Regions from separate parts of the Homo sapiens genome. Here region 2 is linked to region 1. Evidence: read pairs that join two places in POLR2A ChIA-PET (ENCODE). Cell type or tissue: OCI-LY7. All regions are shown on one strand. Each heading gives the region's core, and the rest is flanking DNA. Links, peaks and the distances in the headings are about the cores only.

What was found. ChIA-PET counts read pairs that join two places held together with the same protein. Peaks named below come from ENCODE experiments on the same cell type or tissue, not always from the same donor. Only the 100,000 strongest peaks of a DNase experiment are listed, where the experiment ranks them.
Region 2: POLR2A ChIA-PET joins it to region 1 with 7 read pairs; 5 of 35 experiments call an interaction of 5 or more read pairs at or near these places.

What each region holds. Positions count from the first base shown.
Region 1 is chr9:137,594,341-137,599,713 of GRCh38, reverse strand. The region is part of intron 1 of LOC124902318 (a long non-coding RNA gene); the gene reads left to right. Among named protein-coding and RNA genes, the nearest start is that of ZMYND19, 6.5 kb to the right of the region's middle. In OCI-LY7, for the core only: no CTCF peak of the experiment used is centred there; no DNase peak of the experiment used is centred there.
Region 2 is chr9:137,661,997-137,667,369 of GRCh38, reverse strand. The region is part of intron 1 of EHMT1 (euchromatic histone lysine methyltransferase 1); the gene reads right to left. Among named protein-coding and RNA genes, the nearest start is that of EHMT1, 46 kb to the right of the region's middle. RefSeq lists enhancers at 368-437, 1,778-2,459, 2,515-3,019. In OCI-LY7, for the core only: no CTCF peak of the experiment used is centred there; DNase peaks (open chromatin) are centred at 2,449 and 2,999; H3K4me3 peaks cover 2,427 bases; H3K27ac peaks cover 4,858 bases.

The DNA of each region.
Region 1 (5,373 bases), core at 300-5,299:
TCACCCAGGCTGGAGAGCAGTGGCACAATCTCAGCTCACTGCAACCTCTACCTCCCGGGTTCAAGTAATTCTCCTGCCTCAGCCTCCTGAGTAGCTGGGACTGCAGGCATGTGCCACCACGCCCAGCTAATTTTTTTTTTTATTTTTAGTTGAGATGGGGTTTTACCATGTCAGTCAGGATGGTCTCGATCTCTTGACCTTGTGATCCCCCCATCTCGGCCTCCCAAAGTGCTGGGATTACAGGCGTGAGCCACCATGCCCTGACAATTTTGTATTTTTTTTAGTAGAGATGGGGTTTCTCCATGTGGGTCAAGCTGGTCTCGAACACCTGACCTCAGGTGATCTGCCCATCTCAGCCTCCCAAAGTGCTGGGATAACAGGTGTGAAACACTGCGCCTGGCCCCAAAAATTTTTAAATATGGCGTTGACTTTGGAACCATGCAGCAGGAGGGGTCATGAGAAAGTTGCTATTGCAGGCTGGAGAAAGTGTAGACTATTTACCTTCCAGCAAGACCATTGCCTGTGGAACGTGGCGGACAGAAAGTGCATGCTGTGATCTGACTTTCCTGACATAGAGTTTAAAGGGCCAATTGACTTCTTTCAGTTATTTATGAGAAAGTGAAAGTAACAAAAGAAAGATGATCTGAATAAACTCTCTTGGCCCGGCACAGTGTCATACGCCTCTAATCCCAATGCTTTGGGAGGCCAAGGCAGGAGAATTGCTTGACCCCAGGAGGTCTAGGCTGCAGTGAGCCGTATTTGCACCACCGCACTAAAGCCTGGGAGACAGAGGGGGACCCTTTCACCCCAGAAAAAAAAGAACTTCCCCAAACTCCCACCAACACACCTACTAGCCTTTCTAGAACCTTCACATTGGCTACTGCCAAGGTGCACCGCCCTGTCCGACACAGCTCGTCATCCCCTCTCCTCTGCAGCCAATGCCTCATCCCTTTCCACCATCGTCCCCATGGGTGAACATCAGTGCCATGTCCCCTGCACCACGAATGTGCTCCTGACCTCCCCCCTCTTCCAGCCTCAGCTCCCTTCACTGCTCCTTTTCAGCAAAATGCTGCAGAAGAGCCGTCCATCTCAGCCTGCAACTCCTGTCCCTCATTCCTTCCGACACCCTTGGACATCTTCCCTCACCCCTCCACTGGCACTGTACTTCTCAAGGTAACGGGGGTCCCCTGTGTTGCTAAATCCATTGATTCATCCCCAATCTTCACTTTACCAGACCCAGCAGCAGCTGGGGCTGCCTTGCAGGCCTTCCTCCTACTTCACATCTTTGTTTTCTACTGAGTCCTCTTCTTTCCAATCTCTTTCCCCCTTAGTATGATAGTATTAAGTATCCCTTCTCTTTTTTTAAATGATACTCAATCTAGCATTTTAAAGAAATGTAATGTGCATTTTTTGCTGTTATAGTCATAATACATAAACTTCAATAAATACCATAGAACTTTTAAAAACTAAAAATTAACTTCCCGGCCGGGCGCGGTGGCTCATGCCTGTAATCCCTGCACTTTGGGAGGCTGAGGCGGGCGGATCACGAGGTCAGGAGATCAAGACCATCCTGGCTAACATGGTGAAACCCCGACTCTACTAAAAATACAAAAAATTAGTGGCGGGCACCTGTAGTCCCAGCTACTCCGGAGGCTGAGGCAGGAGAATGGTGAGAACCTAGGAGGCGGAGCTTGCAGTGAGCAGAGAGCGTACCACTGCACTCCAGCCTAGGCAACAGCAAGACTCTGTCTCAAAAAATAATAATAATAATAATAATAATAATAACTTCCCATACTTTTCTGATAAAGATTACAACATACTTCAAGCACATGACTGTTTTTACTTAAAAAGTGAGTTTTATCTTTTTCTTGTTTACTTCACATACTACACTGATGTAAATATCCTTTTAAAAATTTTATTTTGGCCGGGCGCGGTGGCTCACGCCTGTAATCCCAGCACTTTGGGAGGCCGAGGCGGGCGGATCACGAGGTCAGGAGATCGAGACCATCCCGGCTAAAACGGTGAAACCCCGTCTCTACTAAAAATACAAAAAATTAGCCGGGCGTAGTGGCGGGCGCCTGTAGTCCCAGCTACTTGGGAGGCTGAGGCAGGAGAATGGCGTGAACCCAGGAGGCGGAGCTTGCAGTGAGCCGAGATCCCGCCACTGCACTCCAGCCTGGGCGACAGAGCGAGACTCCATCTCAAAAAAAAAAAAAAAAAAAAAAAAAATTATTTATTGAATGTAAACTTTTATTATTTTTTTGGATATAGTATCTTCCTCTGTCGCCCAGGCTGGAGTGCAGTGGCATGATCTTGGCTCACTGCAACTTCTGGGTTCAAGGGATTCTCATGCTGCAGCCTCCCAAGTAGCTGGGATTACAGGTGCCTGCCAGCACACCTGGTTAATTTTTGTATTTTTAGTAGAGATGGGGTGTCTCCATGTTGGTCAAGCTGGTCTCGAACTCCTGACCTCAGGTGATCCGCCCTCCTCGGCCTCCCAAAGTGCTGGGATTACAGGTGTGAGTCACCGCCCTGGCCCTAATTTTTGTTTTTTTAGTAGAGGTTTACAAACAGGTTTCTGCCATGTTGGCCAGACTGGTCTTGAACTCCTGACCTCAGGTGATCCACCCACCTCGGCCTCCCAAAGTGCTGGGATTACAGGTGTGAGCCACCACACCCGGCCTAACTTTAAACTTTTACTTTAGGTTTGGGGATATGTGAGGTTTGTTACATAGGTAAACACCTGTCACCAGGTTTGTTGTACATATTATCTCATCATCCAGGCATTAAGCCCAGTATTATTTTCTTCTTCGTGTTCATAAGCTCTCATCATTTAGCTCCCACATGTAAGTGAGAACATGTGGTATTTGGTTTTCTGTTCCTGTGTTAGTTTGCTAAGGATGATCGCCTCCAGCTCCATCCATGTTCCCACAAAAGACATGCTCTCATTTTTTTATAGCTGCATAGTATTCCATGGTGTATATGTACCACAGCTTTTTTTTTTTTTTTTTTTTTTTTTGAGACTGAGTCTCGCTCTGTCGCCCAGGCTGGGGTGCAATGGCGCAATCTCGGCTCACTGCAACCTCCACCTCCTGGACTCAAGCGATTCTCCTGCCTCAGCCTCTCAAGTAGCTGGGATTACAGGCACACACCATCACGCCCAGCTAATTTTTGTATTTTTAGTAGAGATGGGGTTTCACCATGTTGGCCAGGCTGGTCTTGTACTTCTGACCCCAGGTGTTCCACCCGCCTCAGCCGCCCAAAGTGCTGGGATTACAGGCGTAAGCCACTGTGCCCGGCTGTACCACATTTTCTTTATCCAATCTGTCACTGATGGGCATTTAGGTTTTTGTTTGTTTGTTTGAGATGGAGTCTCACTCTGTAGCCCAGACTAGACTGCAGTGGTGGCATGATCTTGGCTCACTGCAACCTCCACCTCCCGGATTCAAGTGATTCTCCTGTCTCAGCCTCCCAACTACCTGGGATTACAGGCAACTGCCAGTACACCCAGCTAATTGTATTTTTAGTAGAGATGGGATTTCACCATGTTGGCCAGGCTGGTCTCGAACTCCTGACCTCAGGTGATCTGCCTGCCTCGTCCTCCAAAAGTGCTGGGATTACAGGCCTGAGCCACCGGGCTGGCCAGCATTTAGGTTGATTCCATGTCTTTGCTCTTGTGAATAGTGCTGCACTCTCTACATCCACGTTTTCCCTCATGGTAATCTCATCCAGTTTTATGAGTTTTGCCATGGTTTGAATGCTTGTGTCCCTCCAAAATTCAGGGTCTCACTCTGTCACCCAGGCTGGAGGGCAGTGGCCCCATCACAGCTCACTGCATCCTCAACATCCCCAGGCTCAGGTGATCCTTCCACCCCAGCCTCCCAAGTAGCTGTGACTACAGGCATGGGCCACTATGCCTGGCTAATTTTTGTTTTTTGTAGAGACAGCATCTTGCCATGTTGCCCAGCCTGGTCTCAAACTCCTGGGCTCAAGCGATCCACCAACCTCAGCCTCCCAAAGTGCAGGGATTACAGGTGTGAGCCACTGCACCTGTCTCTAAGAGAGCTTTAAATATAATAAATGTGCTAATGATGCCAAACTTTTTTTTTGTTTTTTTGAGACAGAGTCTCACTCTATTGCCCAGGCTGGAGCGCAACGGCATGATCTTGGCTCACTGCAACCTCTGCCTCCCAGGTTCAAGTCATTCTCCTGCCTCAGCCTCCCGAGTAGCTGGGAATACAGGTGCGCACCACCACATCCGGCTAATTTTTGTATTTTTAGTAGAGACAGGGTTTCACCATGTTGGCCAAGCTGGTCTTGAACTCCTGACCTCGTGATCTGCCCGCCTCGGTCTCCCAAAATGCTGGGAGTACAGGCGTGAGCCACCGCGCTCAGCCATGATGCCAAACTTATATTCCCAGGCTGGACATCTCTGTGAACTCTATACTCACATATTCTACTTATACATTCAACTGCCTTGTAACCTTAACATGTAGCATAAGTAACACATTTTTATTTGGCTAAGCCGCTGAGAACTTGGGGTTGTTACTGCAGCATACCCAGGCCCATCCTGACATACACACCCCTCCACCACAGGTCCAAACATCACCACTTACCAGGAGAGGTCGAGTGTCCCTTATCCAAAATGCTCGGGACTAGAAGTGTTTCAGATTTTGGATTTTGGACTCTTTGTATTATACTTGCCTGATGGCGCTTTCCATATCCAAAATCCAAAATGCTCCAATGAGCACTTCCTTTGAGTGTCATGTCAGTGCTTACAAGGTTCAGATTTTGCAGCATCTCAGATTTCAGATCTGAATGCTCATCCTGTACTTGCCGCCCCTCCCGCCGCCCCATGTGCTGCTGCTTCTCAGTGGCCAGTTCATTGGCCACCTCTCCATTTTCTTTCGAGACGAAGTCTTGCTCTGTCGCCCAGGCTGTAGTGCAGTGGCGTGATCTAGGCTCACTGCAAGCTCCACCTCCCAGGTTCAGGCCATCCATTTTCTTTCATGACAGAGTCTTGCCCTGTTGCCCAGGTTGGAGTGCAGTGGAGTGATCTCAGCTCACTGCAACCTCTGCCTCCTGGGTTCAAGCGATTCTCCTGCCTCAGCCTCCCGAGTAGCTGGGATTACAGGCATGTGCCACCACACCTGGCTAATTTTTGTATTTTTAGTAGAGACAGGGTTTTGCCCTGTTGGCCAGGTTGGTGTTGAACTCCTGGCCTCAAGTGATCCACCCACCCCGGCCTCCCAAAGTGAGCCACCACACCCAGCCCCACCTCTCTATTTTCAAACATGCCAGACATGTCGCAGCTTAGGGCCTTTGCACAGGCCGTTCCTTCTGCCAAGAATGTTCTGCCCTGTATAGCCACAC
Region 2 (5,373 bases), core at 253-5,252, 68 kb before region 1:
ACAACATTTTCAACTCCAAAGAGATGAGAACAAATAATCTCTAAGGGTTGAGCTAACCCAGGTGGAGCTGCTAACATTAACCACCGTTAAAATTTACATCACAGGTGTTCAAAAACATTCCTGCATCAGCACATTTGCATACCTGGTTAAACAGTTCCTCTCAGAACCACTACCCAAAACAGTGCCAATTTCCAGTGCACAGCATCCCCACAGACGCCACTGCTGCTGGGGACACGTGAGCGATGGCACTGCCCGGGCTCACTGAGTGGCCTCCACCGCGTTTCAAGGGCAGGCACAAAGGAACGCCCTATTGTTCCCTCGTCCTCCTCATGCTGTGCGCTGAGCTGGAGTTTCCTCAGAGCTAGGAGAGAAGCCTACCATCCCCCACCCTTTTGTTCGAAGAATACGGTTCTAGAACAGGCAGCTATGAACCAATCTGCTCTAATCCTGTTATTTACAATTAATTAATTAATTAAAACACAGCCCTCCTCACTAGGTCTCTCCCTAAGATGTGCCCAGCACTTGCTTGAGCAACGTCTTATTTTCTGTGGAATTGCTTAGAAAATCCAAGTGGAGACTCTGCTGCCTCTCTACCCTCCTCACCATTCCACGGAAAATGGAGTCTCCCAATGAACACGCAGACAGGATCATCACACAACCCACACGTGTGGACGGGGACTACACAGGCTCCGAGGGGGAGGCTCTGTTCCCAGCTCTCCTGATGAGTGGTCAATGCCATCCTCACAGCCAAGGCGGACAGATTTCCTTTTCTGCAGCCTGCATGGCAAAGAGCCAGCTGCACCGTGGCACGGCCAGCCCTTGCCCTGCACAGCCTGGCCTCTGGTCCCAGGGTCCCTGGTTCCTGCTCACCTGGCAGTGTCATCCCTTCCCAGCCTCACTCCCTCCACCACTGAGGCTGCCATGGGGGCAGGTAGGAGAATAAAACAGGAAAACACTGCTAGTCAGCAAAAAAGTTCAAGCACGCTCTTTATAAATGTTCAAACAAGGGAAAAAGTCCTGGTTTATCATCAGCATAACTGAAAAAGGTCAGAGTTCCTCCTGCTACCAGCAAATGTGGAACGGGCCTGAGCTGTTCTCAGTACCCTCAGTTGGAGGGGACCTCCCATCCCACTCCCAAGAAAGTGCACATGGTGGGTGACCAGAGAGCAAAACAGGGTTATTTTGGCAGGCAAGCGGCATGGAGGACAAGGAGGTGTCCCCACCATCACAGCAAGCGTCCCTGCTCTGCAGGCCCTGGCCCCAGCCTAGAAGCACCAATGTAAAAGAAAGAGGGATTAAGCAAAAGAAAAAAAGTACCAAATACCACGTTTCTTGCTTGTACCCCATCACTTTTTTCCTCCTGTCTTAGTGCAATTGTTGACTGCGGCCAACTGCAGAGAAATCACAGTAGCCCAGCTCGGCGGCTCCCTCTGAAAGCTCCACGCACTGGGCATGCTCCAGAGCCATCTCACGAAATGGAGGCTGCCCCAGCGGCAGGATTCCAGAGCTGCACGCGGCCGCCCAGGCACCTCCAGGCCTCCTCGGAAGCTGCTTAAACCCTCGCATTCACAACCATTTTAAAACAATCAGTGTTCTCAGATGGAAACCATTTAACGAGACATTTATTGTTTTCACCCTAAAACGTGAAGGGTCCCTCCACAGAAACCATCAACACAGCTCATCCCACAAAGCAATCACTGCTCGTAGGGCCTCTCAGGATTAGCTCTGTTGAAAAAATACTAACAAAAACCTAGACATGGAATCTGGGGACCAGCCCTCTCACAAGGAACTCAACTCACAGAGACATTTTACCTCTGGGGCCAAGAGCCCACAACATGACAGTGGGTAGGAAAGCAAACAGAAAACACCAGCTCGCAATGCGCACCTCCCACCGGAGCTCCTGTCCCAGTGCCAAGCATACCAGGGCTGGGTCTCAGGGCAATGCTTCTGCCACAAGGAGTAGCTCCAGGACGCACCTGCACGACGCAGGTTCGAGCACAGCAGTCTCCCCACACTCAGGCTGCTCCTAAACATCACCTCCTATGCCCACCCCAGCTCCAAATTTCTTACAGGGAGAGGCCCTTATACACCTATGCCAGCTCTCCAATCAAGACCAAGTTGTTTGTAGCTCTTAATACAAAACAATAAATATTTGAAGTCCTTTTTCTATAAAAATAGGGAATATTTTTTAAAATAGTGTATTCAGGTTCCAGGCAAACTGCAAAATAAAAGCACAAATATTATTTTCTATTTTTAAGGTCACATGAAAGTAAATAACACCAATCCTTCTCTATAAATGCTATTCTATAACTCCCCCACGCTTTCTAGTACAGTATCAGTGTTGACTGCCCAAGAGTTGCAAAGTGGGTGGTCCAACAGAGCCAGGCCCGCAAGCTGTGCTTACCAGCCAGGGAGGAGACGCACCAACAAAACACCATGTCCGAAAAGCAATGCAAGTGATTCCTCTTTAAGTACACAGGTTCCGCCCAGCCAAGAGCAAACAACCCAGACATGGGACTCCAAGTTCAAATGTAGAAAACACAATGTCAACAGATCCATCTTAAGGCAACAGAGCGTGGTCATTTACAAACCTATCTGCAACCCACACAGAAACCCAAGAGAATCCTGCCCTCCACCTCGGCTCCCTCCCCCATATGGACAAAGAACAGAGAAGGCAAACTAAGGGAAATAAATGCATATGACTAATAAAACAAATGCAGCTGAAAATACATTTAAAGCAACAAAGACGCCATTTTCCACTTATTGAACTGGCAAAAAAAAAAAAATTAAAGTCTGTCAATGAGAGTATCGGGCCAGGCGCAGTTGCTCACGCCTGTAATCCCAGCACTTTGGGAGGCCAAGGGGGCAGATCGCCTGAGCTCCAGAGTTCGAGACCAGCCTGGCCAACATGGTGAAACCCAGTCTCTACTAAAAATACAAAAATTAGCCGAGTGTGGTGGAGGGCACCTGTAATCCCAGCTACTTGAAAGGCTGAGGTTGCAGTGAGCAGAGATCACACCACTGCACTCCAGCCTGAGCGACAGAGCACGACTCAGTCTCAAAAGAAAAAAAAAAAAAAAAGTATGGCTAAACAGGCAATTCTCATTTAATAAAATCTCTCTGGGGGCAACTTGGCAATAGTTATCAAATTTTAAAAACACACACCACCAGGCTCAGTGGCATGCACCTGTAGTCCCAGCTCCTTGGGAGACTGGGGCAGCAGGATCACTTGAGCCCAGGAGTCCAAGGCCAGCCTGGGCCACACAATGAGAACTCCATCTCTTGAAACAAAAAAAGTACATACCTCTTGGTTGAGCAATTCTCTATTGGTAGTATAATTTTACTTATATATAATCTGTAAAATATATAATCTGTAAGATAAATTTTTGCAGAATTTATTATGCATATACTATATAGTACTTAGTTTGTAGTAATAATACACAGTACATATAATACGAATAATGGTATATGTGTAGCTTACTCTACAGATATACTAGCAAAAGTTCCCCAGATCACAGGGAACAAGGACATGCATTCCACCTTCTCTCCAGGTGAGAGGATCTGAGTCCCGCCCACAGAAGGCTAGTTATAGACATTGTTATTCCCCTACAAGGGAATATCCAAAAGCCCTTGCAGAGGGTAAGAAAAGGCTGGTGTGCTCGCATGGGAAATCACAGAACAGGGTGTCTATGATACCAAGACTCGTGTAAGAGAACAGAAAGATGCTGGTATGTGCACAAACATCTTTTTGGAATGAATTATAAGAAATTATTAATAGTGTGACATGTTTAAGTAAGATTGAGAGCAGAAACGGAGATGGGAAGTCTTTTACTCTGCAATATGCACCTTTTCTTACTATTTAGTTTATGTTTCTTTTTCTTTCTTCTGTGGACCTCAAGTGTGCTGAGGATTCTGAGCAGTCCACTCCAGCACACAGGACGCTGCTACCACTGCTCCATGCTGCTCTTCACCTGGTCAGCACCCATTAACCCACCACTCACAACAAAAACCAGGATCTTGTCAAGAATCGACACCTAACCAGCCATATGGCCCACATCACCCCATCATTACTGCCTCTTCCTGCTCAAGCCAACTATCAGAACAAGAACCATAGGCTGTAGCTTCAAAGAAAGTCCCCAAATTAACAGGCTAACAGCAAATCCATCTAAAGAAGGTACAAATGAATAACAAAATAAATTCAAAGAAAGGAACAGGAAAGAGATAATAAAATGAGTGGATATCTATACAATAAATATAGGTTAAAAATTCCAGGCCAGGACTGGGCGCGGTGGCTCACACCTGTATTCCCAGCACTTTGGGAGGCCGAGGCAGGTGATCGCCTGAGGTCAGGAGTTCGAGACCAGCCTGGCCAACATGGCAAAACCCTGTATCTACTAAAAGTACAAAAATTAGCCGGGCATGGTGGCGTGCACCTGTAATCCCAGCTACCCAAGAGGGTGAGGCAGGAGAATCGCTGGAACCCAGGAGGCAGAGGCTGCAGTGAGCAGAGATCGCACCATTGCACTCCAGCCTGGGTGACAGAGCAAGACTCTGTCAAAAATAAATAAATAAATAAATAAATAAATAAATAAAATTCAGGCCAGCCGCGGTGGCTCACGCCTGTAATCCCAGCACAAGATCAGGAGTTCGAGACCAGCCGGGCCAACACGGTGAAACCCCATCTCTACTAAAAATACAAAAAATTAGCCCAGTGTGGTGGCAGGCATCTGTAATCCCAGCTACTCAGGAGACTGAGGCAGGAGAGTTGCTTGAACCTGGGAGGCGGAGGTTGCAGTGAGCTGAGATCATGCCACTACACTACAGCCTGGGCAACAGAGCGAGACTCTGTCTCAAAAAAGAAAAATTCTAGGCAAGGTGCGATGCCTCACACCTATTATAATCCCAACACTTTGAGAGGCCATGGTAAGCAGATCACTTGAGCCCAGGAGTTCAAGACCAGCCTGGGCAACATGGAGAGACTCCATCTCTACAAAAAATACAAAAATTAGCTCGGGATTGTGGCATGTGCCTGTAGTCCCAGCTACTCAGGAAGCTGAGGTGGAAGGATCACTTAAACCCAACAGGCAGAGGTTGCAGTGAGCCAAGATCTCAACACTGTACTCCAGCCTGGGTGACAGAGTGAAACCCTGTCTGGAAAAAAAATATCTAAACAAAAATATCAGCAATTTGAATTCAACAATGTGTAAAAAATATATATATACTATCAGCAGATATTGTTGGGTAACTCACCCCATTAATAGATTTCTTGGCCAGGCGCAGTGGCTCATGCCTGTAATCCCAGCACTTTGGGAGGCCGAGGTGGGCAGATCACCTGAAGTCAGGAGTTCGAGACCAGCCTGACCAACATGGTGA